Linked DNA regions of Homo sapiens: region 2 is linked to region 1. A link is a loop called in an ENCODE intact Hi-C map of the cell type or tissue named here. Cell type or tissue: mucosa of descending colon. All regions are shown on one strand.

Evidence for each region. A loop is a pair of places that touch in the nucleus more often than their neighbours do. Peaks named below come from ENCODE experiments on the same cell type or tissue, not always from the same donor. Only the 100,000 strongest peaks of a DNase experiment are listed, where the experiment ranks them.
Region 2: a loop joins it to region 1, with 24 times the contacts of the local background. A loop is called at or near these places in 48 of 110 quality-filtered maps.

The regions. Positions count from the first base shown.
Region 1 is chrX:8,741,857-8,744,356 of GRCh38, forward strand. No RefSeq gene overlaps it. Among named protein-coding and RNA genes, the nearest start is that of ANOS1, 11 kb to the left of the region's middle. In mucosa of descending colon, no CTCF peak of the experiment used is centred here; a DNase peak (open chromatin) is centred at 1,470.
Region 2 is chrX:8,814,138-8,816,637 of GRCh38, forward strand. No RefSeq gene overlaps it. Among named protein-coding and RNA genes, the nearest start is that of FAM9A, 14 kb to the left of the region's middle. In mucosa of descending colon, a CTCF peak has its summit at 1,477 (motif pointing left); no DNase peak of the experiment used is centred here.

The DNA.
Region 1 (2,500 bases):
GCAGGAATTGAGGACACTGTTGCTCTACCTTACAGAGCCCAGTCAGTACTGGGGCTCTGTCTTCTCTCTATGCTGTGAAAACCAGAATCTCGTTTGCCAGTCCTGACTTGGTGTCCACTTGGGTGAGGGGCTCTGGCCCAGGTGTGGGTCATTTATTTTTGACCGGGGCCCACCACAGACCCTGAGTTTCCTTCCCAGAGATGAAGACTCTGCTTTGGGTCAAGCAGCTATGCAAAGAGGCGGTGTCTACGAGTGGCTCCTTGGGGGCCTTTCCCTAGTTGCTCTGCAGAGCTGTAAGATTTGCATGTGTCTCTCTCAACCACCTCTGCCCTGAGCTTTCACTACGCTACGTAAGACCAACTCCCTGTTGGGCGTTTCCAAGGGCGAGACACACGCACAATCCTGCCTCAGGAACCCAGCCCCCATTGCCCAGTGCAGGAAGCGTGCCTGGCCTATTGCAAAAGTACCCAAGACGGTCAATTAAATAAAAGCTGCTGAAAGCATAGAGCCTGCAAAAGACTGCCTGGGTATGAACCCCAGTCGACCCTGTGGAAGCTTTTAGAAGTGTGGACTTGGGGATATTATATATGTTCTCTGTAGCTCAGTGTTCTCAAATGGAAAATGGGAAAAACATACCAACTTTGTGGTGTCATAAGTATTCACTGAGTTAATATCGGTGAACACCACCGGAAGTGTTAGCTCTTATCACGTCTTTCTAAAATTAGGATATGCTATTATTGTTGCCCTCTTTAAAAATCATGGCTGGATCCCCCCTGCTGATGTGACAGTTGTTTATCATGCAGTAAGAGTTGCTTTATAATGTCTTCCCTCCTCAAAGTTCATCTTTCCCCAGACCCATCAGTGTCAGCCACGCTACGGAAGAACTAAACAGCTGGCGCCTTCACGCTGTCACTCCATGCCCATGCCAGTGGTGGATGTTGCTCTCTCCCCTGAAATGGTCGTCTCTCCTCTTGGCCTGCCAACCCTGGTGCACTGAGAAATGTATTATTGTCCCCACCTTAGGTAACTGTATTGTCCTATGGGCAGCCTTTTCTAACATTCTCAGATGACACCTCCTGAGTATTTTCTTCATGCTGTTCATTTTTATTATGTTCGCCACGCCTTATCAAGTCTTTGTTTACATGTCCATGTCCATCTCCACTTCTTATGGCTGATGGCTATTTCTGATAGGCGCTCAACAAATTATTTGCCTGGAACTGGAAATACTCGACACTCCTCAATTTGCGGCCTCTTTTTTTCTTACAACTTCTTAATTGTTGTATTCAATATGTAATTTTTACTCTAGGTGTTCAGAAGTATGATATAAGAATTTACGAATAGCATAAACGTTATCTGAAATTATGGAGGCCTAAACCCAAAATTCATCAGACCACATTCTCTCTGCTTCCCAGAATGTATTAGTAGTTTGGCTGATTTAATGCTGGCTGTCCTGGTTACACTTGCCAGCAGGGGGCACCAAAGGGCTACCCTGGGAGAAAGCCCCAGAACTTGCTTCCAAAGTCAGAGTTGACACTGGAGCCTGAAGTTCCCTCATAGACAAGACACCTTCGAAGACAAAGCTTAAGATGGCAATAATGAATTATCCTCCAGCAAAGCCTGAAGAGGACCAGCGAAGCAAGGAAGGAAATCCTCAAACCATTACCTGAGAGACAAATCAGGTGTCAGATCAAAGATGAATTTAGTATTAGAGAGATACTTCTTAAGTAAAGCACAAAATGCATTAACTAAAAAAAGATAGAGAGGCCGGGCGCAGTGGCTCACATCTGTAATCTCAGCACTTTGGGAGGCCGAGGCGGGAGGATTGCCTGAGGTCAGGAGTTCGAGACCAGTCTGGCGAACATGGTGAAACCCCGTCTCTACTAAAAATACAAAAAAAAAAAAAAAAAAAAAAAAAAAAAAAAAATTAGCCGGGCATGGTGGCGTGTGCCTGTAATCCCAGCTATCCAGGAAGCTGAGGCAGGGGAATTGCTTGAACCAGGGAGGTGGAGGTTGTAGTGAGCCGAGATCATGCCACTGCACTCCAGCCTGGTGACAGAGCAAGACTCCATCAAAAAAACAAAACAAAACAAAACAAACAAACAAACAAAAAACAGAGAGAGAGAAAATTTCAATCCACTTGGTCATGTTAAAATTAAGGCATATTGTTTACCAAAGACATCTTAAAGAAAGAAAAGAGACTAATTACAATGTGGTAGAAAATGCCTTCACAATACACACCAGACAAAGTGTTGGAATAAAGAATATGGAATTAATTCCTACACATGAAAAGAAAAGAGCACAAACAGAACAAAAAAAAAAAAGAGAAAATCTTATAAACAGGCATGGACAGAGGAAGAAACGTGTTTCTAAAAGACATGTTTAGCATCATTGGTGATTGGAAAAAATATAAAATAAGCCCACACTCTCTGTTATTTTTTACTTTGGCAACAATTTAATAAAAGTCTGACCATGCTAATTCAGCTGCAATTTAGAAGTCTGA
Region 2 (2,500 bases), 72 kb after region 1:
GCCTGAACTAGTATGGGTTAATAATCCTGATTTGATCAAATGCAACTGATGATGTATGGATCTACCAGATCTTCATGTTACTTTGGATTAAAACATGCAGAATAAAAATATTCTACATGATTTCTTTTAGATTTCATGTGTTGTTCAATACCAATGGAAACCTAATTTACCAAAACACATAATACTATATATACTTAAATTATAGTCGATCCCATGTTATTTCATCTTATAAAATGTTTAATATTCTCCCATTAATAGCACATAAAATTATATGGGCTACTGGGCTGATTAACTTTTAGTTTTGTATTCTTTATTTTTTTTATGCAACAAACAGGAAAAGTAAGATCATAATGCCTAACAGAATTAGTAGATTTAAGTCTGAATTATTATAGATGGTCCTTAATTAATTATTCCCAAAAGCCTAACACCAACACCCATATTTACCAAAAGAATATTATGCCATTTATCATATTCCCTGCTTAATAAGAACTTGTAGTTTTTTACATCACACTACAATACTGCAAATTTTAAAATGCGGAACAACATACAGATTTATTCTTGTTTATGTAGTCTATAATAAAAAGTGGATAGGCTCATTTAATTAGCTGTTGATTGCTTTTGTTAATCAGTCTTATAAAAATGTCTATTGTAATCTATTTCTCAGTAGGTCTTATCATGTTTTATGAAAGGCATAGTAGCTCATTTATTTGAATTGAACTATTTAGCCTGACTGTTTTGACAAAAGGAGGTCTGATATGGTTAAGTACTTTGTTTTGTTTTTGTTTTTGTTTTGTCACTCTATCATCCAGGTTGGAGTGCAGTGGTGCTATCATAGCTCACTGCAGCCTTGACCTCCCAGGCTCAGTCAATTCTCCCACCTCAGCCTCCTGAGAAGCTGGGACTACAGCACCACCAAGTCTGGCTCACTTCTTAATTTAAAATTTTTTGTGTGTGTGGAGACAGAATCTCACTGTGTTGCTCAGGCTGATCTCGAACTCCTGGCAGCAAGGATTCCTCTCCCCTTGGCCTCCCAAAGTACAAAGATTAAAGGCGTGAGCCATGCCTGGCCTGAGTACTTCGAAAAGAGGACTGATTTGCTAACTGAAAAGAGGACTAATTTGAAATTTCCCATATATTGGAAAGCCTTGCACATAGATCTAAGATTTTGACAAAAACATGCATAAAGTAGATTTTTATTTTAAAAAATATCACCTTGGGAAAGGCTTATTATAATTCAACAATATTACAATTGTTCTCAACCCTGTGTTTATTGGAATAAAAAAATCCCTCTATAGGAAAGATTAACATGTAAAATTAATACTCATAGTAATGAGTAATAAATCCCTTTGAAATTCAGTGTTTCCAAATCTTTGTGTTCTCCAAATTGAAGGAATGGTCAATAGTGGTTCTCATGAGGAGGGGGATTGTTCAGGGAAGATTTGGCAGTGTGGAGGTACTTTTGGTCACCACAACTAGGAATATACTACTGACATCTAGTGGTAGAAGCCAGGAATGCAGCAAAACATCCTACAATGAATACACAGGACAGTCCTCCCTCCCCTCCAGGAATTATCCAGCCCCCAATGTCAATAGTGCCAAAGGTGAGAGACCATTATATATGAATATGTAAATAAATAATAACAGAAAAATGGAGGAAACCTCCACTGATCCCATTAAGAGATTCATGTCAATGAATTTTATTGAAAAATGATCAATGTTTATGTTTTAATCATATATACTTATATTTTAAATGCTGTATCTTATGTTGTTTTGATTAACTATGTGATAATAATAAATGTATTAATAACACAAGCTACAGGAAAGTTTTTAAACTCTTAGAGTCTTGTGGTTGCAAGAATTTTTGAAAAGTAAATATTTACAATTTGATGCAGTTTTGTTTTAGGTAAGTAAAATAAGTTATCAATAAAAGATTTTCAAATATCAAATAATATAACTTTAAGATAAAATTGTCTGAGGAGAGCAGAATAGAAATTAAACCCCAAGGAAAAAAACAAATGATTGAAAATTCTCCCCTGTTAAAGAAGAGCATTTTTAGGGATTTTAATTAACTATAACAGGTGTCAAACTGTTATGATAATTAGCTTACATCGGAAAAGTTTAAAAGCGTGATGTTGCAGCTCTGTCTTTAAATATTTACATTTGGAATATGCCAGAAATTTCATTCTTTCCATCTAGTTAAAATTATGATGTCAAATTGTAGATGTAACTAAAATGTGCCGGGAGATGCACAGGTTGGCAAGATTCTTTTAGAGAGTATTCAGGTAAAAATGTTTGAATACCACTGTTGTACAGAGCTGATCCAATTCCCTAAAATCGAGCTCTCAGGAAGTTAATTAAGGTTCCCCCTTTAGCCATAGGGGCCTGCAGACAAGTGGGTGATAAATCCCTTCCCTTTTGAAGGTCATAAGCCCCTTTCTGTCTCTTGTAGCCTAAAAGCATTTTGAACATCAACTTTACAAATCCAAATAGTCATCATGAT